Linked DNA regions of Homo sapiens: all the other regions are linked to region 1. The links are chromatin loops, found by intact Hi-C in ENCODE. Cell type or tissue: IMR-90. All regions are shown on one strand. Links, peaks and the distances in the headings refer to the core of each region. The heading gives the core; the rest is flanking DNA. Region 1 overlaps PRICKLE2 (prickle planar cell polarity protein 2). Region 2 has its middle 46 kb from the start of PRICKLE2-DT. Region 3 has its middle 93 kb from the start of PRICKLE2-DT. Region 4 overlaps LOC105377123 (a long non-coding RNA gene).

Region 1 (6,164 bases), core at 754-5,753:
CACCCAGGCTAGAGTGCAGTGGCACGATCTCAGCTCACTGCAAGCTCCGCCTCCCAGGTTCACGCCATTCTCCTGCCTCAGCCTCCCAAGTAGCTGGGACTGCAGGTGCCCGCCACCACACCTGGCTATTTTTTTTTTTTTTGTATTTTTAATAGAGACAGGGTTTCACTGTGTTAGCCAGGATAGTCTCAATCTCCTGACTTTGTGATCCACCCACCTCGGCCTCCCAAAGTGCTGGGATTATAGGTGTGAGCCACCGCACCCAGCCTTGAGTTAATTTTTATGTATGATGTAAGGTAGGGGTTTGAATTCATTATTTTACATGAGGCTCTCCTGTTGTCCCAGCTCTGTTTGTTGAGAAAACTATTCTTTTCCCCATGGAATGGTCTTGGCCTCCTTTTCAACAATTAATTGACCATGTATGTATGAGTTTAAATCTGGATACCTATTCATCTATATGCCCAGCCTTATGCCAGTGCCATGCTGGCTTGATTACTGTAGCTTTATAGTAAATTTTGAAATCTGTGCTTTGAAATTTTAAAAACTCTATATTGGGGGAAAATGCAAACACTTGTGAGGGCCTGGCAGGTGCTGTAAATGAAGGTGACTTATTTTAAGGCAATAGGGAAGGGTGAAGAATATGACAAACTGGAGAACTTGCCACTCATTGGAAAGCAGCAGCCTCTCTTCTTAGCTCTAGTTTATTACTGCCATGTAGGAATGTGCACTGAGCATTGCAAATGTTGTGTTTTCAAAAGATAAACCAGGATTACAAGTGTTAATATGATATTTTCCATTTAAAAAAATAATATGGCCAGGCCAAATGAAGCAGATATGTATGTCCAATGTGCCTGTGAGCTGTCAGTTTTTGATCCTGCCTTATATTCTCCAGGGTAGAACATTCTTTCTCTTATTAAATGTGGTTAAGTTAATTACTGGCTAGGCCAGAAATCATGTTTAATTATGCTTTAGGTAAATCCATGTATAGGAACTGATATACATACAGAATAAACATATCCATATGGATTTTTGTTTAATTATTTGTGAGTAGGATCTGCTTTCTTACCCTTCTAGTTCAAGGACCCCATAGCTTTCTTCCTTTAAAATATGTTCTGGATGGGTTTTACACACTGACCATTTGGCTTCCCCATCTCCAGATCATCTTTGCAGATGAATGCACAGAAGCTGAGGGGCGACACTGGCACATGAAACACTTTTGCTGCTTCGAGTGTGAGACAGTGCTGGGCGGCCAGCGCTACATCATGAAGGAGGGAAGACCCTACTGTTGCCACTGCTTCGAGTCCTTGTATGCAGAATATTGTGACACCTGTGCCCAACATATAGGTGAGGCAATATTTGGCAGTCAGCTTGGTCCTTCTGTGATGCGGTCACCTTTGTTTTGGGTGTAGTTAAAGTATCTTTGATTGCAAGTGTTAGAAACCCAACTCATGCTAACTTAACTGAAAAAGGGAATTTCTTGATTCATGACACTAGAAAGGCCAAGAAGTATACTAGCTTCAGATAGGGGTGGATCAAGGGTTCAGACAAAACCGATTTTTTTCTCTGTATCTCAGCTTAATTTGCCTTCTGTTAACATCATTTGGGAGAAGCTGTCTTCACCTAATGGTCGAGATGACTCACTAGTGATACTAGTCTTAGTATTTGCATTCTCAAAAGGAGAGGAACTGTGTCTCTTCCAGTTTTCAGGTCAGTTCTTCCAAATAAGAATCTTTTCAGCCTTGCTTTGGTCAAGGGCCCACCTCCAAGTGGGGACTATGTGCCATACAGTCCCACAACCGAGGCTCAGGGCAGTGGGGGAAGCTCAGAAGGAAAATCTAAACAGATATCTTCCATAGCCTCCTTGGGACAAGTTGGGGATTTGCAGAGGAGGAACCAAAGTGGTCTCTTGGTGGAGAGGGATTGTCAAGGAAACCCAGTGGCTTCTGGCAAGTATGTCTTTAAAAAAAAAAAAATAGCAAAAGCTACTCCAGCCAAATGCAAAGCAAATGAACTTCAAATAGTCCATAAACTATTAACTCCCCCAATAAGTGGCAGATCTGAGATGGTGAAAATCATTTTCCCTCTGCAAATACCCAATTTGTTCAACCCTTTAACGCTGTTCCAGATCATACTGCATTGTGGCTTCTTCATTCAACTTGCCTTTTCTGGCACCTTGGGAAGGAGCCAACCTTGGAGGGAATAAAAAAGTTGGCAGTGGCTGAATGTCTGTGAGATCACAGCCAGATCATCCAGTGGCTTGTGCAATCCCAAGAAGTCTGTTCAGAAGCTGCCGATTTCTTACCTAGAGTGAGGAGATACAGAGATAATCCATTTTGGAGCCCATTTTGCCCCACTTAAAAGGTTTTATCAGGACCAAAAAAAGTGGCTTTGTTTTCTTGGTTCATAAGAAGTGATGTATTCAAATAAAAAAATTAGCTAGTATTTGGAGAGCTCTGTGTGCTGATAAAAACCCTGGCTTTGTGGACAAGACAGCTAGCGTGTGCTCAACGGTGCTTTGTCATTGGGCATTCTTGTCCCACATGCTCAGGCCTGGGCTTAAGCTCTGCTGTGAAGACCTCTGTTCAGCTGCATTTCCTTCTGGGGGCTTAGGTGATGGCAAATTTCCCATCCCCTAACCCCTAAAAACCTCACCCCTCTCACAGCCTGTTGCTTCAACTCAGTACCCAGGAGCTTTCATGTCTCACAAGATCAAAGTAGTCAAACAGATAAACCTTCTTTTTGCTAAGAGTTAGGAAATGCGAAGATCAGTTGTGACAAGTGACAAGACGTGTGTGGAAGGGGAGAGGTAGGACAGTGTCAGGGAAAATGGTGCAATGTCTTGACTCAGTATTGCCCAACCGAGGATTCAAGTCTGCAAGTGCACACTTGCTCAGATGAGAGGGGCCATGTGTGCAGAATACCAGCCCATGGCAACAATACCCCTTCCCATCCATATTTCTGTTTTTCCTGTTTCTGTCCTTGGAGGCTAAGAGCCTCTCCAGAAACTGCCACTTAGAATTTTTGCTCAGTACTTGGCAGAGAGAAAAAATCTCTCTGTTGCTGCAGCATGTACACCTCAGATGGCCCCTCGGTTTTCTTCTCTTTCTTTCGCCCTTTGGCTGCCCAGCACATTTATTGGCATTCTCTCCTCCTTTCCTATTAAATCCATTAAAGGGTGTCAGTGTTTTATCAGAAAAGGTGACCATGGTGGCCTGCAGTATTATTGCTGCTGTAGTTAAAATGCTGTCCCTAATGTTTGTTTTAAATCCACTTTTTTACCAAACATAATTTTCCTGTGACAGTGAAAGAGCACACTCTATATAGCATGCATACCTCAGTCACTGGGTGCTTTACCTCTGACCATACTGTACAAATATTCCATATTTATACAGCCGCTCAGAGCAGGCCCTGCGTCAGGCAGCCGTTGCTAGGGCAACGGTACTTTTGCCTGTGCACAGCAGAGTAAACAGTCCTATAAACAGACCGAGGCTGTGGCAGCAGTAGACACACACACCCTCCAAGAAGTACTTAAAGGGCTTAGAGAAGGAATAAAAAAAGAACGCTTAGATGTCGAACAGCAGAGCCCTTTTCCAGATGTTTAGAGTTCAGGAGCAGTTCAGAGGACCATCTGACATCGATGTTTATCGGGGACCACGTTCTGCTGCCTGCCAGGCCGCTTTATGATATGCCTCCCCTCCACTCTCCCAAACTGAGCCCTTCCTTCCATGAGGCCCCCATCCCGAGGAACTAGGCCCTTGCTGCTGCATCTGAGCATGTGTGCTTGCCAAAGCTTGGAGAAGCAGCTGGTGGCAGACAGACCAGAGGGACTGGACTTCCTGTGTACCTCTAACAGGGAGTGGGGATAGCCGCAGCTGCTCTGGATGCTGTGCTGATTAGAGCTCACCAAAGGACCCAGGGATGCCATCATGAGCTCTCTGCACTCTTGGCATTTGAGAAAGGGAGTGAGAAGAAGGAGGAGGAAGAAGGAGGGTGGGAGAGGGCAGGAGAGACAGAGCAGCCTCCTAGTTATTTCTTGGAATGCATCTGGGCAGTGACCCTCAGCGAAGAGAGAGGCAGGCTTTCAGACCTAACGCAATAAAAGAAGAGTGGTCAGTAGGCCCAGTTCTCAGCACTCCATGCATGTTAACTCCATTACCAAGTACTATGATTATCCCCATTGTACTGATGGGGAGACCAAAACAAAGAGAAATGAAGCAATTTGCCTAGGGTCACACAGCTGGAATGCAGCAGAGTCAAGATTTGAACCCAAGCAGATGGCCGTCAGCATCTTTACAACCAGCTGCTGTGGGATGGAGCTGGGATTTGAACCTGTGTTCATCAGAGTCCTGAAGGCTTATGCTTAACTACTACAGAGTCCCATGTCCCTGTGATGTCTGCCTCAGCTTTCTCCCAAGGGTCTGGGGAGGAAGTGTCCACGGCGCTCGGGGTTGTCTGTTTCTAGCCCCGCCCCAGCTGGTTATTTCTCACTCTGCTGGGGAGCACTGGTGCTGTAAGAGATGGAGTTGATCCGTCTCAAAAAAAAAAAAAAAAAAAAAGATGGAGTTGATTCAGTTGATTCACACAGTTTCCTGTCTCCCACTTGGGGTGACCCTTGTGGCTGCTCCTATCCCTATAAAAAAAAATCCCCTCTTAGTCTCTAAGGCCAGGTTTCAAAATGAAAAGAGAACCCCATAGTTTGGGAAAGAGCTAATACGAGAAGAATTGCCCTCATTCCTCTCTCCCTGGGCTCCATTGACACAAAAGTGAGTCAGGGAGGAGAAAGGTAGGCTGCTTGGGCCGGTGGCCTTTTGTTCTTGCAATTCTCTTCTTCTCCCTAATTTCTGGTTCATTGCCTCTTTAGACAAGTCTCCAGAAGTTCTTCCTTGAAAGTCCAGGCTCAGGAACTCTCAGCCACTGAAGATAAAGGCCACATTAGTCCCTTTTTCTGGGAAGCCGTGTATCATTACGCATCAGGAGAATGCAGGGGTCCTGGTCCACCCTACAGTCATAGCTTGAGGCTATATTCCCAGCAGGCTCTCCCCACGGGAAGGGGCCCCAGCAGCTCCCAGTTTCCATTCTGCCAGTTTTACTGCTGCTATAAAAAGAGCCTGCTGTGTGACTGCCTTAGCAAAAGTCCTGCCTTAGAAAAAGCAATGAGAGGTGTTGGCTTAGTGCAGGTCACTTGCCCACCCCTGAATCAGTCCCTGGGTGCCAGGAGAGCAGATTTTTTTTGCTGGCCTATGTTGGGCCCCAGATCAGCTTTTGCCCCACCCAAAGCTCACGGCCTGAAGATGGCAGGGAAATGGTGTCCCACAGGGAGAGGAAGTCCTATAACCAGAAGAGGGCAGAGATGATGAGAAGGCAGAACCCCTGGGGCTGTGGGAGGCTCCCTTAGTACGCAGTGTGGCCAGGCTATATAAACCTGGCGCAGGCCTGTCACAGGGAGGAATCGTACCTCTTCCTTCCCTGATGAAATTAAGCAAAGGGTACTTACGCTCCCAGAGGGGCAGTAGCTTTGGCAATACCGTGTCTAGGTTTTTCTTTACCGAAAGCAGATTTTTCCTTAACAAGAGTTGAAATCCACATTTTTATTTCCCACTAAGTCTGTTGAGACTGCTTTAACGGAATAGCACAGACTGGGTGGCCTCTGAGTAACAGAAATGTATTGCTGACAGTTCTGAAAGCTGGGAAGTTCAAACTCAAGGCACCAGCAAATGCAGTGTCTGCTGAGGGCCTGTTTTTTGTTTCCTGGATGATACTTTCTGGCAGAGTCATCATATAGTGGAAGGAGCAAACAGGCTCCCTTGGGCCTCTGTTATAAGGGCACTAATCTCATTCATGAGGTATCCACTCTCATGACCTAGTCACCTCCCAAAAAGCTCCATCTCCTAATGCCATCACTTTAGGATTTAGGTGTTAAACTTAGGAGTTCTGAAGAAAACATTCACCATAGCATCCACTGAGTTGCTGCTGTGACTTACCCATTGGAATAGCATATGCTAGTAATGGGATTCACTCGATCTATCTACACACAAAGAGCCCTGTCATACACCAGGCCATGTTCCAGGTCCTGGAGATGCTGTAGAAACTCAATGAGTCTGTCCTCATAGAGCTTCACTTTTAGCGGGGGAGAGAAATAATAAACAGATGCATGTATATACTGT
Region 2 (6,164 bases), core at 542-5,541, 250 kb before region 1:
GCTCATGCCTGTAATCCCAGCACTTTGGGAGGCTAAGGCAGGCTGATAGATTGAGCCCAGGAGTTCGAGACCAGCCCGGGCAACATGGCAAAACCTGATCTTTACAAAAAATATAAAATTAGCCAGGTGTAGTGTCACACACCTGTAGTCCCAACTACTTGGGAGAATGAGGCAGGAGGATCACTTGAACCTGGGAGGCAGAGGTTGCAGTGATCCAAGACCACACCATTACATTCCAGCCTGAGCAACTGAGCGAGATCCTGGCTCTCTCTCCATATATATAATTTTTTTAAAGCACTATTAAAACAGAAGTGCCCCCTGAACATGTACATGTGGCCCATCCAGGAATAAGAATAACGTTGTATTTTCCTGGCTCTTTACAGTTTTTAAAATTTTACATATATTATTTTATGATACAAACACCTCTGAATTTTTTGGGTTTGCTTTTTGTTTTTAAAATTACCACTTTCAAAAGATGAAACCAAAGCTCAGAAGGGTGAGTGGCTTGTTCAACATAACTGGTACGTGGCAGAGCCAGGATAAGAATCCAGTTCTGACTCTGAAACCTGAGCTCTTGCCCCTGCCCTGACTGGTGTCTCCATACTGCAACTCAAGTCCATGTCGAGAAGCACAGCAACATGCAATTTTCTGGGCACCTTCCATAACCAAGTAATGTATACATTACTTCATTTAATCTTCTCTATCACTCTGTGAAATAAGTAAGAGTCCCATTTTGTGGATGAAGAAATGGGCTGATAGAGGCTAAGTGTCTTGCACAAGGTCAAAAATTATTCAGTTGTAGACTTTAGATTTATTTCAATAGCCTGTGTTCCACATTGCCTTTTAAAACAAAATTATAACTGTGTGCTATATGCTCTGCTTGCTGAGGTAGGCAAGGCTATAAAATATCTGGAACAATTACAAGTAAAAATGATTAAAGGTGGATTTCAAAAAGATAATCTGCAAATATTTGAAAAACTCACACATCTATTGGAGTTCAGCGACCAAAATAACTGAATATGAAGACTCAGCTCATTTGTTTTTCTTTGCTTGAGGAGAGGGGACTTAACTTGCTATTAGAGCCAGTGACTAGGCAAAGATCCAGAGAGCTTGTATAGAAGCTGGGTGGGAATGAGATGGAGAAAGAAGCTGCACTGCATCTCCTATCACTATCTTCTACTCTGCCGTAATGGCATCAGTTCACCCTCTTCTACTCTAGGAAACTTCTGGAATTTGGGTCCTGTATCAGTTAGCTATTGCCATTGTAAGGATGTGTAACAACTAATCTCAGAATCTCAGTGGTGTGCAAAACTAGGCACTTATTTCTCACTTGTGAGTTTGTGGATTGGCCGAGTGGCTGTGCTTCTCACATCTTTCATCCTCTTCCTGGGACCACCCAGGGTGTGCTCACCTTCTGGCAGGGATGGAGGCACAAGAGAGCAAGCTGGGAAACATGAGGCCTCCAAAGGCCTAAATTTGGAACTGGCACGTTGTCATTTCCACCCATTTGCTGTTGGCCAAAGCAAGTCATGAGGCCAAGTCAAAGGTGAGGAAGGAGTGGTAGTTATACTCCATGAATGATAGCCACGATGAGTAAAGGTGTGGATGCAGGGAGGTGTGAAAATTGGGACCAGTATTGCAATCTACTACAGGTTCCAATAACATGTATTTTGGAATTCATCCTTTTATATCAGCGCCTTTCCATTTTTGAGTTCATGGGCCCTTTTGTGAACCTGTTGGAAGTTCTGCACATGCTCAAACAAGTGTAGTCTACACCTAATTTAGCTTTCAGTTTTCAGGGAGTCTCTTAAGTTAAACCACAAGGCCCAAGTTAAGATATCCTGTACGGGAGTGCTGCCCTGCATGGTGCACTGTCTTCTCCAGGAGCAGGAAGGTAAGACAACAGGTGCTGTTTCTGCCCCTTCTCAAAACCTTCTGCTCTGCTGATTCCAAATGCTCAAACATGTTCAAATGCAAACACTCGGATTGGATGGGATCTTTTCTTTTCTCCAACATGAAGATAGCTTTATCAACATTTTTGACTATTGAAGAAAGTTTCTGCAAAGGTAATGGATAAGCAAGTGCTGCTCTGTTATAATATTTTTGTTGGATCACTTTAACAAAATGTGAAGATTAAGTGTTGTGAAGTGCATTCATCTCCATTCATTCAATGTAAAGAATAATGATGCCTGTTTTTGTTTTTGTTCCTGTGTTTTTCTTTCTTTCTTTTTTTTTTTTTTTTTTTGAGACAGAGTCTCACTCTGTCACCCAGGCTGGAGTGCAGTGGTGCAATCTTAGCTCACTGCAACCTCTGCCTCCCCATTCAAACTATTCTCCTGCCTCAGCCTCCCAGGTAGCTGGGATTATAGTCACCAGCCACCATATCCGGCTCATTTTTTTTGTATTTTTAGTAGAGACAGGGTTTTGCCACGTTGGCCAGGCTGGTCTCGAACTCCTGAGCTCAAGTGATCCACCCGGCTCAGCCTCCCAAAGTCCTGGGATTAAGGCATGAGCCACCATGCCTGGCCATTAAATGTGCTTTAAACACTCTCTTCTTCTAAGAAGTCATAGTCATATTAAATAATCATTTTTATAAATGTCTTTAAACCCTATGTAATTTCCCAAAATTATTTTGGATGTTTTTCTGATCTGTGAAGTCTCAAACTCTGAGAACCACTGATGTAGACTAACTCTCCTTCTGGAGCTGGAATCTTGAGATTTCTCTCCGTCCCTAAGGAATCATCCAGAATCTGTTTGATTACCTTGAGAGATGGAAGCTCATAATCATTGGTCAGCTGTGACCACTGGATCATTCTTTCTTATGTCAGTCTGAAATCCTCCCCTGGGTCGCTGCACCATAAGAGACATCAGAACAGCAGAGTTATCTTTAAGAATTTTCCAACCACTTTTAAATATGGGAAGAGGAGCAGACTTATTTTCATATGCCTATGGCTGTTTCCTTAAGCCTACCACTCTGGTATTTTGTAACAAGTTGCTATCTCTCTGAAATTTAGGGATGCTTCATGGGGCTGATTAGCCTTTATTCTACTTGTGAGCCCTTAACTGGCCTCAAGGTTGAGACAGCAGGGATGTGTGTGTCAGTCTGTAGCAACATCTCCTCTATCTCAGCTGCACCCCTAGAATTCTTCATTTGGTTGAGAACCCTTAGGGTTGCCCTTTTCCATTTCAGTGGGGACAGTGCTGGAAGAACAAGTCAGTGTCCTCCACTGGCACAGGTTCTTCCAGACTCTTGGACTCAGATCCCCTGCCTGCCCCAGGTCTCCAAACCAACACCTACTGCACTAATGAAAATTCACAGTAGAGGGCAGTCTCTCATGCATAACAAGGCTTCCTTTGTGGAGATGTGTATTTAATTGAAGAACTGATAGAAAAGTTTCTTTAATTAGGCTGACTTCATAAAGGGGAGACAAATCCCTTGCCATCCTAGAAGCCATCTTTTGTCTGTAGGAAAGGCCATTTTGTTTTTGAACAGGAGATTTCCCTCTTCTTATTTCCCCACTGTTGGGTCTCATTTGTGAAGTTCAAAGATAGAAGGGGGTTAATTTTAGAGTAGCCTTTCTGATTTTTTTTAAACCAAATATGCATGGTGGTAGGAACATTTGAACACACTGCAGCAAGACTTGCTGATTTCTCAATCTTTTTTTTTTTTTTGAGATGGAGTCTCTGTTGCTCTGTTGCCCAGGCCGGGGTGCAGTGGCATGATCTCAGCTCACTGCAACCTCTGCCTCCTAGGTTCAAGTGATTCTCCTGCCTCAGCCTCCCAAGTAGCTGGGACTACAGGCATGCACCACCACGCCCGGCTAATTTTTGTATTTTTAGTAGAGATGGGGTTTCACCATGTTGGCCAGGTTGGTCTTGAACTCCTGACCTCAGGTGAGCCACCCACCTCGGCCTCCCAAAGTGCTGGGATTATAGGCGTAAGCCACTGCGCCCGGCCTTCTCTGACAATCTTAACAGCTTCCCTGACTACAAAGGATAAGCCTGGAGAGGATTATTAATGCCAAACATCTGTTTTGCTTTTTATGGTCAGGCTTGTGCTGAGTCTGTCTGACACAATATTTAATAGTCACAGAAACCCTACAAGGGAGATCAGCTTGTGGTTATCATTTACAGATGGGGAGACTAAGATAGTGATATTGAGAAATTTGCTGTGTGACCATGAGCAAGATACTGGACTTCTCTGGGCCTTACCTTGTTTATCTGTAAAACAAAGACATTGAGATTAAATAGCTTCCACCATCCCCATTTTCTCTAGGCTTGGGACAAAATAAAATCAAAAACACTAAAGCCAGACTTACCATGGCAGTGGGATTGTCTGGGGGTGGAGGTGTTGATGTTATTGACAAGGAAGCAGGCCCATGCTTTTGTCATTGGTTTAAAATTCCTTGAGCCGAGCCTATGGCATGTTGGAAACCCAGCACTGGCTTGGTTTAACATCCATAAATGTTAAGACGCTGAGCCTCATCCAATTTTAGCAGTAACCTGCTTCAGTTCCCTAGGAATGTTAAAATGGGAACTGCGTTAGTGGCTCTGAAAGCCTGGCCACTGAGCGTATGCTTCTGCTCTTCCATGAAATGCAGAGGCGAATTGTGAATGTACTGAATTATACCAAGGAGATTAATTTCATTTTGTTCTTCCCAATAAAACTCACCAAAATGACCTGACTTGTCCCTTATTCTTAAAAAATTTCCAAAAAGGAAACAAAAGAACTTTTGGTGGTCAGTCTTGTTAGATGGAAGTTTTATTCTCCCAGGCATGAACCAACTGTCAGAAGACTTATTCTGAGCAGGTTTCTAATCTTTTTATATTCTCTCATACATCCCCAGCCTGGCCCTGGATGCTGGGTGCTGTTTAGCAGAAGTGGGATAGAGGCAGGAGTGAGAAAGCCATGCTTTCTGAAATACCAGTGAGTATACCTAGGTTGCGTCTGAACTCATCACTGATCCACACAGGTTATATATAACATGGCGGTGGGTGATTATTTAATGATTTGGGGGGGTTTACAAATCATATGACTAGAAGGAATCATTTTAAAGAGAGCAAAAAAATGATATGAGTGAGAGGTTTTTTATTGGTTGCTATATTAAGCCATACCATATGAAATTGCTCTTTGGTAGGGAAGGTCTGAGCTGGGGAAAATAAATTCAGGAATCATCAGCATATTGATGGTATTTAAATCTGTGAATGAGATCATTTAAGGAGAGAATGGAGCTAGCACTGAGGGCCGGCTCAAAGCCTGAGGCTCTGCAATGTTTAGAAGATTTACAGAGGAGGAGGAACGGCTAAGGAATTAGAGCAGGGGAAAATGTGTCCTTGGTTAAATATTCTGCTGGGGAGGTTTAACACACACACACACACACACACACACACACACACACACACGCGCGCGCGCACACCCCTACACACAGTTAGAGGTCCTGGTTCCAGCGTTTCTTTTTATGAGTGAATCCTCCCCTCCCAGATAACCTTGCCTGGCAAAGATGCTATTTTGTGAGAGGAAGCAGCAGGAGCTGTTAAGCTGAGATGATGATTCATTATCTGTTAATGGTTTCCCCCTGTGGTTTTTCTCTGTCCTTCAACCCCCTACCCCTTTTAGTGGAGTTTTCTTTGTGCTAGAAAATTCATCTCTGTAAAATCTCCAGAATTCTTAAGTCTTCTGGACTTTTCTTGACCCATGGAACATGGAAACTTCTACACTAATCCGCAACCAGTGACAGTTAAGCTATGCCTGATTTGTGGCTGTTTGTGATGGTTAATTTTATGTGTCATCTTGGCTGGGCCTTGAGGTGCCCGGATATTTGGTCCTATATTATTCTGGGTGCTCCTGGATGAGATGAACATGTAAATCAGTGGACTTGAGTGAAGCAGATCGCCCTCCACCATGTAGGTAGGCCTCATCCAATCAGTTGAAGGCCTGATTAGAACAAAAAGACTGACCCTCTCCTCGGTAAGAGAGAATTCCGCAGCTGTGACTGCCTTTGGAGTTCAGTTGCAATATTGGCTCTTGCTGGCCTTTGATGGGACCATCAGCTTTCCCTGGGTCTCCTGAATCACTCTGCTGATGTTGGATTTACCAGCTTCCATAATTGTGTGAGCTGATTCCTTATATTTTTCTATATATCTCTACCTCTATTTCTATCTCC
Region 3 (6,164 bases), core at 777-5,776, 200 kb before region 1:
TTTTGTCTTTGTGATGACTAAAGATCTTGAAACTTAGACACACACAAAGGTAATGCCAACCCTTTGTGATTAAGGGTTTTATTTGGATCTATAACTCATGTGGCCAGACGTTGCTGCTGATATATCATGGGAGCTTTTGGCCATGTGTGGCTTGATTCCTAAGGCACTGTAAAAAGACAGAATTTGGAATTAGAGAAAATTGGATTCAAGTTTTGGCTCTGCTACTTATGAGCTGTGTGACCTTGAGCAAATTAATGAACATTTCCGAGCCTCAGTTTTCCCATCAGTAAAATGGAATAGTAATGCCTAACTCACAGAGTTGTGAGCATTTTTGTAAAGCACTTAGCCAGTTGCCTAGCATATGTGAATTATCAATAAATGGTTAGATACATGTATCTGATGGGGCTATCCTTAGCGAAGAACGCAGAGGTGGTCTCTGCACGACTGAACAAAAATTTCAGATGGCTGTAGGGTTTTGAGTGTTGGTTGTAATAATGAGTCATCAGGCATTCTTTGATTCTTTGATTGTTGTGATAGACAGAGGCATGAAGCACCCAGCCACAGGTCTGGAGGAACTCTGCAAACGGCTGTCTGTGTTCTTCTTTCTTCTTTCAGCCCATCTTTGCTTCGTGTGGTCAGCACCCCAAAGTCATTCATTAAATTATGAATTCCTTTACATATTCCTCTGGTCATGCCAAAGCTCTTCTGTTGTGCTAGAAGCTAGGGCAGTACTTTTTTAAAAAAACGGAATAACCCCAAACATATTTGAATTCTATCTTATGGATTTCGTTTTATAAAATTATGATTTTCCAAGTCTTATTTATTTGGGTCAGGTAAATATGTTTACTTTCAGAAAGGAGCCTATCTCTCTGACACATCCTTCAATGTGTTATAGGCATATGTCTAGGCATAGCTTAGATAATCTTTCACGTTTGACTTATTGGGATTATAGTTCCATTATTTTCATCAGTATGGAGGTAGTAATAAATACCTATTCATAGGTGACTCTCAGATTATACATCTGTGCCGTGTTTGTAGAAAGCAGGAGAGGCTAGGGATTTGAATATAAATTCTGTAGTTAGGCTATCTGAGGTCACATCTCAGCTCTATACTTAATAGCTTTGTGACAACAGCAAGTTTCTTAACCCTCTGAGTCTCAGTTTCTACATCTGTAAAATGAGGAAAATAATTTAAGTCTCCCTTGAGATTGTTATAAGGATTGTTATAAGGATAAAATAAGTTAGTGTTGTAGCCTCTTACTTTGCAAATATATGCCAACCCCAATTGTAACAAAATGGTATTTGTGTATTAAACATAGAAAAAGTACAGTAAAAACATGGTATTATGATCTCATGAGACCACTACTGAACATGTGAACTGTCATCCGAAATGGCGTTTATGCAGCTCATGACTGTAGTTTGCAACAGATGTTGTACAGCTTGCAAAGCCTAAAACATTTTCTTCCTGGCCCCTTACCAGAAAGGGCTGATTCTGGTTGTTGGTAAATTAAAGGTAGAGTTTGACATGGGAACGTGAGTCTAGTCTTAACTCTGCCACCAAACTCGCTTATTTCCTCAGCCTGTTTACTTTACACTTGGTTTCAGTTTTCTAATCTGTATATGTCATAGGATTACTTTAAGAACCTAAAGAAACTATGGCAAGGCACTGAAAAGAATCTGAGTTTATGATACGTTGCTAAGCGGGGGAAACCTAGCCTATACAACAGTAGGTGCCATTTGAAACCATTCTTTGTTTTAACATGTTTCTGGAAAAATTAATAGAAAAATATATCAACTAAAATCTTAAGACAGGGGATGCAGGGGTAGTGGGATTATGGATGATTTTTCTGTGATTTAGTTCTCTGTCTTTGGTATTTTTTCTGAGTTTTATGCATTGACATATAATTAGAGAAGTTATTTTGGAGTAATAAAAGAAGTTATTTTAGAGTAATAAGAACATGATATAAAGAGAGAAGGAGCAGGAATAACCTAATTTAACAATGTCTTAGGCCTTTTTAGCCCCGGTTCTATGTTGTGCTGAAAAGAAAGAAAAGATTCCATGCCAGAGAGTGTCTCATGCAAACCACATCCCAGTGTTTTAAGTGCCACCTGGCAACAGAGAGACATACTGTTCTTTTCATAATTTTTCAGTCTTGGCACTTGAGCCTGGCATCACCTATGTGGCTTTGGAGATTGTGCTGAGTATTTGTGACTTCCTTAGAACCCCACAGAGCTCTCAGATGTTGTAGGACCTCTGTGCTCAGCAATAAGCAACAGACACACCCATTCCTGCTTGTAAAACTGCTTCCCACCAGTTCCGCTTTTTAAGAATATCCATCTAGGACTTACGAACAGGACTGCCAGGTCCCCACAACCATTGGCTTTGAACATTGGATGTCCATCCATAGGGGTGTTGCATAGAGAGCTGAAAGTAGAGGTGGAATGGGCTGGTCTAACCGAGACTTCCCCACTGGTAGGCATGCCTGATCTTGGAGAGAAGGAATTCCAGTTATGGGAGACACCTCACTCAGTCTTGGACTTATCACTCCCATGCAGGCAGCCTGCTCAGTCTGTCAGGAGCCACCCTTTGTATGAGTGTGTTGTTTTGGAGCCTCCAAGATGAATGTGGTTTATACAATTCCTCCTTTGTTCTCCAGGGTCTGGGCAGACCAAATGTTCTCCAGAAGGCATCTCAGCAGGTGTCCTTGGATGTGTGTGCTTTATTTAGGCTTCCTCAAGCTATAGAACTTAATGGACAGCCTAGCTAGAAAATGCAGCAGCCAAAAAAGAAAATTCAAGAACAGTGAGTGTTGTTCAACTCCATTAGAGGGAAACTCATTCGCCATCATGTATCCTCAGTTCACACTGTGTTTTTGATCCCAGGATAAAAGACAGTCAGAGGCAATATAACTCAGTGATTAAGCACTCAGGCCAGAGTCAAGTGTACCAGCCTTTTAGTCCTGGTGCTGTCACAAACTGGCTGAATGCCCCTGGGCATGGTCCTTGGCGTTGGTACGCTTTTATTTCCTCATTGGTAACAGGAAGATTTTTAAAAGTACCTACTTCATGACACTGGGACAATAATGAGGTGTTGTGATGTGATGCTTGGCATAGTATGTGGCACACGGTAATCAGGAGTTCAGTGTTGGTCTATTAGGACATCTTTGGCACATTTAGCCCTTAGAACAGTTGCAGAGGTTGCATGTATCAGTCATCTGTCTGAACATTGTATGCTTTCTAAGTTTAAAAAACTGTCATGCCCAAAGTTGAACTTGGGTACACCTTACAGTTTTTTTTCTTTCTGTTTACCAGTAAAATCTTTCTCAAACCCAAAGTTCCTGCTATTCTCCTATTTTATCAATAGGACAATAATAATAATACCAACAGCAGCAGCAAATACTTAAAATCATGCATTGTACTAAGTATTTTACTCATTTCATGATCACATTAACCCTATGAAGTTCAAACTTTTATCCCCATTTGGTAGATTAAGAAAAGGAGGTAAAACGAGTTTAGTTAACTTGCCGAAGGTTATACAGCTAATAAATTATGGAGTCAGAATTGAAACCCAGACTGTCTGGTTCTGGACCCCTGACTCTTAACCACTAGGTGAAGAATTTCCCAAGTAGCAATCTTTTTATCCTTTCCACAGTTGAATCTAGCCTGCCCCTTTAAGAAGACAGAGACAGTAATAGTTGAGCATATTCAAAGCAAGGTTTCACTCTGGCCTTGGAAGGAAATGAATCATGCTTATTCCTTGAATGCTTTTTTTTTTTTTTTTTTTTTAAGGCAGAGTTTCACTCTTGTTGCCCAGGCTGGAGTGCAATGGTGCAATCTCGGCTCACCACAACCTCCACCTCCCGGATTCAAGCAATTCTCCTGCCTCAGCCTCCCAAGTAGCTGGGATTACAGGCATGCACCACCACGCCTGCCTAATTTTGTATATTTAGTAGAGACGGGGTTTCTCCGTGTTGGTCAGGCTGGTCTTGAACTCCTGACCTCAGGTGATCTGCCCACCTTAGCCTCCCAAAGTGCTGGGATTACAGGCATGAGCCACCATGCCCAGCTTTTTTTTTTTTTTTCCTTTTCTTTTCCTTTTTTTTTTTTTTTTTTTTTTAAGTTTCACTAGCTTTGTGAAATGCCAAACAAAATGAATCAGATAGATCCTTTGGTAGGAAAGTAAACTCTCTCTACGTAGCTCAAGAGAAAAATTAATTGAGTTATTGAGAATAAATATCTTTCTGTACCTAAATCTTTGTGCTTCTATTTCTTGGTCTATCAATGATGAAGGCTTTCAATGGAGAATTTCCTAAGGCAAGGTTCCTCAATCTCAGCACTTTTGACCTTTTTGACTGGAGAATTCCTTGTTGTGGGGCCCCTCCTGTACATTGCAGGATGTTTAGAGCATCCCTGGCTTCTAACCTCTAGGTGCCAGTAGCACCACCCACTTTCCTCATGCAACACCCAAACATATCTTCAGATGTCCCTAAATGTCTCCTGGGGTGCAAAATTGCCCCTGGTTGAGAACCACCATATTAACGTCCCACTAGTTCTCTTTTGGAACTTGGGTCCTGACGCTTCCATAGCAGGCCATTGTGACCTTGGGCATCTCATAACCCCTCTCAGCTTTGGTTTCCTCATCTGCATTCAGAAGGGCATGCTAGTCCCTTCCTGTAGGATGAGTGAGAGAACGAAATGAGAAAGCCTAATTAAATTACGGTGGATGTTACATATAAGTATAGATATTTTACAGTTCATTTCCTTCCAGCTCCAAAATTCAACAATTCTAATCATAATTATAGTTCTTAGTTTCACTCCAGATGCTAACATATGTATGTGATAAATCAATTTATGTTTCTATAGAAGACAACTCCTGGGAATGAAATTGCGAGTAATTTTTCTCCTTTTTCTTTTTTTTTTTTTTTTTTTTGCTGAATTTATATATTCCTTTCTTTTTCTTCTAACAATTACAGAAAAGTCCTTCATATTATTTAGTATGAAGGATTGCTTCAAAGATCAAGGCCAACTCCTTTGAATATCCACTAGCAGTCGAGGAGGAAATGAGTTTAAATAAGCTCCTGGGATTTAAGTTAGATATAAGAAGGAACTTTCACACAAAGCTATCAAACAGTGAGAGTTCATTGCCAGGGCAGATGAGAGAATCGCCTTTCTTGGAGACTGGTAAAACCTAGAAAGCCGTTCATCTGGAACGGTCTGGAGTAAGACTTCTAAATTTGGGAAGCATTCTAAACCTTGCCCTTTTACCCTTGAATAATCTGTGAAGCTCCAATCCCTCTCAGCTTCTAAGAAAGATTCTGGAACAATTTGATGAGTGTGTTTTGTTCTTCCTTGGTGGTTTTACCCCTCTTCCCCCTCCCCGTCGTCACATGCTAAAAGCAGAATCTGAGAAACAGTTGGCTGAATTTTAGCACCTAAGACCTCGACAAAGGCAAAAACAAAAGCAAGAAATAATGATTCCTTAGTTGTCACCAATTAAATGTATTTTGAATGTAATTTTTTAATTACTGGAGACCTGGCCAGGCAGAGATTCATGGTTCTTCAACAGCAGAGCACACCTGAATCACCCCTGCAGCTTCTTAAAAAAAGATGAGTACTTGTGCCCTAACTCTGGATTTCGAATTCAGGAAGCCTGAGGAGGTGCCAGGTAACTGTGCCAAACACACACACACACACACGCACACACACACACACACACATACAGTTCTCATCTCAGACCTGACACTTCAAAGCATGGACTTTGAAGTATCTCTCTCCATCTGTGAAATGATGATAATGATAGTACCAACCACACAGAGCTGTTGAGATGGTGGCATAATTCAAACCTTGTGCTTAGCACAGAGCCCAGCGTAGATGCGGCTTCAGTTTCCATTAGCTGATGTTGCCATTTTCATCGTCGCCACCTCTGTCCTAGAAACCTTGGGCTGTTCTTGACTCCTTGTTTTGTCTATTTCTTCCTAATTATCCAATCTACTGGCCAAATCCAGATGATTTCAAATTTTCTTCAGTTTTTCTATAGCCTACCCCTCCTTTTTTGTATTCTCACCTCTCTGGCTCATGCCACTATCCATCTTGCCTAGACAACAATCAGCCTCTTCACTGATCTTGTTGCTTCTCCCCTTCCTGACTTTTCTCCGAGGTGCAGCC
Region 4 (6,164 bases), core at 670-5,669, 330 kb before region 1:
ATATTATTATAATTGTGTCAAATTTTTATTACTAGTGTCTTCAAAATCTCAACCAGATAAAGAATAGAGCTGACCTCACCTCATATTCATTCATCCCTTTATTTGATATCCCAAAGGACTCTCCCTAGGACTATGCAAACCTTTGGATGCTCGATAAATGTTTGCTTAATTGGAGAAATTCTAAAATATCTAGAATTGACTTCAAGGTAGACTTTGTTAACAACACCAAAATGGTGGATAGAGACATCTTCCTTTCTTAGCCAGGCCTGGACTTGAGCAAATTTTACGTTTAACCTCTTCTTCTTTCCCCTGCCCTTCTCTAAACCTTCAGCCTCCTCTGCAGGAACATTGGAGACCCGTCATTACCTCTGTATGATCTGAATTTAAGATCAAGGTGGCCCTTCTCCTGGTTGCATTTGAAGTCTTCTCTATAATTGTGATAATTATTTTATCAGTGAGAGGAGATGTCTGGGGGCAGTGGGGCAGGGGTGGGCGGGTGGGGGGACGCAGAAGCTCATCAGACTCTCAGGAAATGAGACTGGTTGGCTGTGAGACAGCTTTGGCCACTAGGTTCTATTTCGAAGCTTTTTTTTTTTTTTTTTTTTTTTTTTTTTTTTTTTTTTTGCCGTTAAGTATGACCATGTCGCTGAGTTCTGGCCAGTACATGTGGGTGGAAATGACATGCACCACTTCCAGGCCTGACCCATCTCATGCTCCTCCTTCCCCTTCCCTAGCCACAATGGGAGGCCACCTGCTAGACATGGAAGAGCCACCGGATGGAAGAAGCCTGGGTCTCTGAAATACTGCTTGGAGTAGACTACTCTGCCTGCAAACTAGGAGCACTGATTTTGGACTTTTTGGGAGGTGAAAGAGAAATTTTTATTACGTGAAGCCATTGAGTTTGGGGAGGAGACTGGTTATCTGCTACAGCATCTAGAATGTTACCTTAACCAGCACAGTAAGGAGGCGGGGCACTGCAAAAGAACGTTGAATGAGATACTCTCTGTGCTGTGTGCGAAAGCTTGGGCAGGCTGTGCAGGAAGTTGGGCTGGGTTCAGATCCTGCCTTGCCATTTCCTGCCTGTGCTATTCTTCCAAAGGCTCTGAGCCAGCAATTTTAAAAGTCTTAAAAGTTGAGACACCCATCATTGCCTGATCACTCTCTTCTGAAGAGGTTCTGGGAGAATCAGACCTAGAAAGTAGGTCAAGGGTTCTTTGATTTCAGCTCTGTTTTAATATTTTTACCTTGGCTACGAGTTTAGAGCAAAATAAAAAAATGCCCTGCGGGAACAGCTTTTCCAGTTCTCCTTTTGCTGCCTCTTTTTTCCTTCCTTCCATATCTTAGGATGAATGTGGATACAGGCAGCCTGAATTCATGGCCAGCTCTGCCATTTTGATGTGTGTGACCTCAGCCAAGTGTCCCGGCCTTTCTAGGTCTCCATTTCCACATGTGTAAATTGAAGAGAATATGACCTTACCTTGCCCGGTTATGTGAATTAAAGATGTAATATTAAAAGATGAGCACACAGGAAGCCCTCGGGGGATATAACAGAAGCAGGACAGGGCTCCCACTTCTATTAGTACTATTACTTCTAACCTTTACTCCCTGATTCGTGCTTCTCTTCAACCCTTCATTCAGTAACCATTTATTGGGTACCTACTATGTCCCAGGGAGTGAACAAGAAGGCAAAGTTTCTGCCCTCTTAAAGTTTGTCTTCTGGCAGAGAGGTAAATGTATTTTAAGTGAACAGAAATAACATAATTGCAAATTGTAATAGATAAAGGAAATAAACAGTTTGCTGAGATAGAGAACAAGGGCTGAGGGGAAGGTGAGACATATGTTGAATGTGACATTCAGGGAAGGTCTCCCTGAGGCGGTTACATTTCTATGAGCCCTGAAGACTGAGAGACAATCAGACAGCAGAAGAGCTAAAGGGGGCACCATCTGAGCAGAGAAAGGCTCTTTCAAAGGTCTTCAGGTGACCACCTGCGGTGGTCAAGAGGCAGATAGGAGGCCAGTGAGTGGTTAGCAGAGGGTGTGAGAGGCCAGGAGCTAGGAACCCAACAGGACTTCTAGATTGATAGGTCTCACCCTGCCTGACAGGCCATGGTACAGAAGGTGAATTTTTAAAATATACATATATAAGTGTAATAAGTCATTTAAACAGGAGTTTCATGGTCCACCTTATATTTTTACAACAGTAGTTCTCAAAGTGTGAACCTCAGCCCAGGAGGGTCACCTGGGAATTTGTGAGGCATGGAAATTCGCAGGTCCACTTCTGGCCTGATGAATCACAGGCTCTGGGAGTGGAACTCAGCGGTCTGTATTTTAACAAGCCCTCCAGGAGATGCTGCTACTGCTGGTCTGAACTGGAAGCTCAGTGATTCTCAATCCTGGATGCACAAAAGAATCATCTAACTTTGGGAGGCCAAAGCAGGTAGATCGCTTGAGGTCAGGAGTTTGAGACCAGCCTGAGCAACATGGTGAAACCCCATCTCTACTAAAAATACAAAAAATTAGCTGGGTGTGGTGGCACACACATAGTCCCAGCTACTTGGGAGGCTGAGGCCAGAGAATCGCTAGAACCTGGGAGGTTGAGGTTGCAGTGAGCCGAGATGGCACCACTACACTCCAGCCTGGGTGACAGAGCAAGACTCTGTCTCGAAAAATAAAAATAAAAAGAATCATCCAGGAGCTTTCATGAGCTACGAATGTTGAGAGACCTTCTACCCACTACCCCTAGATTCTGATTTAATTAGTCAGGGTTTGGCCCCTGGGTGTTGGTAGGTCTTGAATGTTCCCCAAGGCATTCCATAGCTACAGCAGGTAGGACCACAGCTCTAGCTGCTGCGTGAAGAATAGACAACAGGGGGAAGGGAGGAGATGCAAGAAGATCAGGAGGCTAATGCAGTGGTCCAGGTGAGGGATGATGGTGGCAGAGAATATGAAGGGGCTTAGACAGATTTTAAATATATTTCACAGAGAAAAACCCAACAGGACTTTTAGATTGATAGGATATGGGGTGGAGAGGTGGGACTTATATTCAGCATCAGATCGAAGGGAATGCCAGCCATAATAGTAAAGACCCTGTGCTTTTAGATAGCCTGCAGCTAGAAGACCCTGGCAACATAGCCTAACGTTGAGCACAGGGCCCCAAAGAAGTCCATCTTCTCTATCTGCCTGGCAACAAAGAAGATTTCAGCAAACTTAGCAAGATCTAAGCTTATCCTAAGTTCTCAGAGGAGCCACAATGTGAAAGGGACTTTACGAAAAAAAAATCTGAATACTCAGCTAGGATGTTCCTGTTTTACAGCCCAGTCTCCTGGGAACACTCTGGGCACTGGCCCTTCTGGGGAGAACAGGGGACTGGATGGTATATCCAGGAGTGACCAGCAGGTGGCATGCCAGACTCAGAAATGTGTATTGCAGGGAGCAAGGCAACTCTTGCTGTTTGCTGCTTAAACAGAAGAAAAGGATTCACTCCGGAAGTAATACTCATGTGTGCCATGTACTAAATGGCTACTGTGTGCCAGATACTGTGCCAAGTGCTTATGTGTATATTCTCATTTAATCCTCATAGCTCTACAAGGTGAGCTCCACCACTGTACATATATTCAGAGATCTAAGTGGCTTGGGCAATGTCACTGACATGGTCATTGGCAGAACCAGCCTTGGTCCTCTAGCCTGTCTGACCCCATGGCCACTTTTCCTGTCAAAAGGGCCAGGATCCCCAGCGGCTCTTTCTTGTCCACAGTGGTGCTCTCACTCACACTTGGGGGTAATGCCCTTGGAAGGTGGGGCCATCAGAATTATCAAAGCCTTTAAAGTCAAACGCCCTGGGCTTTGCCGCTCACTTGCTGTGCGATGGTAAGAAAGCTACTTGGCCTCTCTATCCTCAGGTTTCCTCATCTCTAAAATGGGGTGAGGCTGGGCCCAATGGCTCACTCTTGTAATCCCAGCACTTTGGGAGGCTGAGGCAGAAGGACTGCTCGAAGCCCGGAGTTCGATACTAGCCTGGGCAACAAAGTGAGACCACGGCGCTACAAAAAAAAAAAAAAAAAAATTAAAATGCGTTGAGACGTGAGGCAGTGAGCTGTGGTGAGATGATCTTATGTAACTGACCCAGAATCTTGCTTGCTTGGCCCAGAGGAGTGCTCAATGAATGGCAGCTTTTCTGCTTAAAATGATTTCACAGGAGGTAGAGACAACTCTGAAAGGTCTAAAACTGTGCTATCCAATGGTGCTCTCTGCAGTGATAGAAATGCTCTATAACTGTGCTGTCCAGCAGCATAGTCATAACCACATGTGGCTATTGAGTGCTTAATACATAGCTAGTGCAACTGAGAGATTGAATTTTAAATTTTACTTAATTACAATAAATGTAAATTTCAATAACCATATGTGGCCAGTGGCTACCGTATTGGACAGTGCAAGTCTAAAATGTGTCTGCGCTCACAGTCTGTGTGTCCTTTACAGCCCCTTGGGTATGAAACAAAATAAGTTATGTTCAACATTTGGATCCTGGCATATAGCAGGCACCCAGTAAATTTGAGTTAGTCAGAAATGGGAGAGAAAGGAAAATCAGTAAGTGAAGCCAAAGCAATGTTTTACATTTAACAAATTGTGTAAAATTGTAGAACTGGACTCTCAGACTTCTCCAGCAAAATCTTCCAGAGTTCAGTAACCATGGGGGACTGACTGGGGCAGGTTGTTAGTTTTTTACCCTTTCAAGCCAGAATTCTCTAAATATTTCTTCAGCCTGTATTCGATGGGGACAGAGAACAAATGTGTTCAAGTGAATAACGTGTGTGTTCAATACAAATTCCTTTCATCTATTCACTGACTAAAGAACACTTCCTCCTTTTCTGTGCCCCCTCTTCAAATTTTTTTTTGCAATTTCACAAATCAGACAACTGCTTAGAAAGTTTATTCTCTCTCTCTCTCTCTCTCTTTTGTTTTGTGTGTTTGTTTTTTGAGACAGGGTCTCACTCTGTTGCCGAGGCTGGAGTGCAATGGTGAGATCTCAGCTCACTGCAGCCTCAACTTTCTGGAGCTCAGATGATCCTCCACCTCATCCTCCCAAGTAGCTGGGACTATAGGCATGTACCACCACACCCAGACTATTTTTGTGTTTTTTCTGTAGAGACAAGGTTTCACATGTTGCCCAGGTGGGTCTCAAGCTTCTGGGACCAAGTTACTTGCTTGTCTTGGCCTCCCAAAGTGCTGGGATTACAGACATGAGCCAGCATGCTGCGCCAAAAGATTTTAAAGGTTCAAAGTATAAATAACAAAACAACTGGCCCCCCAGGAAGCAGCACTATATCATGCATTTCTCACTTCCAAAATTTTATCTATCCAGATTTTGTTTTTAAGTGATGGTCAGTTGGCAATTCTTGCATGTTCCATAGTTGAATCTTGCAGTTTATAAAAGCTAGTGGCAAACATTTTCTCCAGAGGTAGGTCTGCATTGGCTGACACTGCCATTTGCTTCTATCTGAAGATAATTTCTAGTCAATATTGGGACCAATTTGCATTCCACCTGTGGTTTAAGAAAAATCTGAGTTAATAGACATCTTATTTCCAAAGTATCCCAGTGATGTGTAGTGGTCCTTGTGGACTGGCCCCCTGGGCTGCTGGTCCATTTCCTAACCTGGCTCTGACCCAGTTAAGACCAAGCCCCTCTCCTCCAGAGCATCCTGTTCTGGCCACAGGGCGGACATTCTTACCTATACCAGGCAGAACCTTTCTTACCTGTACAGGGCAGAGCCATTCGTTGCTCCTCACCATTCTGAAGACTTGTACTCTATCTGGGTGCCCTAGCTACCAACATGAAGTAGCGGTGATCACAGCTCCTTGAACAAGACCTATGGCTCTGACAACAAACAGCCCCATGAAAGGAGCTGCTTTTGCTTTTTGTATTTTTAACTTTTCCCTTCACTATACCTCAAAGCCCTCTAGGAACATAGAGAATCCTCTGCCAGAATGACATGTTCTTCTGTCTTTTATGGCTCTTAGATTCTTTTTTTTAAATTTTATTATTATAATACTTTAAGTTTTAGGGTACATGTGCATAACGTGCAGGTTTGTTACGTATGTATACATGTGCCATGTTGGTGTGCTGCACCCATTAGCTCGTCATTTAGCGTTAGGTATATCTCCTAATG

The links. Peaks named below come from ENCODE experiments on the same cell type or tissue, not always from the same donor. Only the 100,000 strongest peaks of a DNase experiment are listed, where the experiment ranks them.
Region 2: it touches region 1 in a loop (3-fold over the local background); 8 of 110 quality-filtered maps call a loop at or near these places.
Region 3: it touches region 1 in a loop (2.7-fold over the local background); 3 of 110 quality-filtered maps call a loop at or near these places.
Region 4: it touches region 1 in a loop (3-fold over the local background); 2 of 110 quality-filtered maps call a loop at or near these places.

The regions. Positions count from the first base shown.
Region 1 is chr3:64,148,362-64,154,525 of GRCh38, reverse strand. PRICKLE2 (prickle planar cell polarity protein 2) reads left to right here. Exons shown (of 8, transcript NM_198859.4): 6 at 1,158-1,344. Among named protein-coding and RNA genes, the nearest start is that of PRICKLE2-AS3, 36 kb to the left of the region's middle. RefSeq lists a silencer at 3,279-3,573. In IMR-90, for the core only: no CTCF peak of the experiment used is centred there; DNase peaks (open chromatin) are centred at 2,225 and 3,445; H3K27ac peaks cover 2,486 bases.
Region 2 is chr3:64,396,542-64,402,705 of GRCh38, reverse strand. No RefSeq gene overlaps it. Among named protein-coding and RNA genes, the nearest start is that of PRICKLE2-DT, 46 kb to the left of the region's middle. In IMR-90, for the core only: a CTCF peak has its summit at 3,332 (motif pointing right); a DNase peak (open chromatin) is centred at 3,345.
Region 3 is chr3:64,348,777-64,354,940 of GRCh38, reverse strand. No RefSeq gene overlaps it. Among named protein-coding and RNA genes, the nearest start is that of PRICKLE2-DT, 93 kb to the left of the region's middle. In IMR-90, for the core only: no CTCF peak of the experiment used is centred there; DNase peaks (open chromatin) are centred at 1,470 and 3,700; H3K4me3 peaks cover 379 bases; H3K27ac peaks cover 1,616 bases.
Region 4 is chr3:64,481,826-64,487,989 of GRCh38, reverse strand. LOC105377123 (a long non-coding RNA gene) reads left to right here. Exons shown (of 8, transcript XR_940913.3): 3 at 735-864. Among named protein-coding and RNA genes, the nearest start is that of PRICKLE2-DT, 40 kb to the right of the region's middle. In IMR-90, for the core only: a CTCF peak has its summit at 3,391 (motif pointing right); a DNase peak (open chromatin) is centred at 3,429.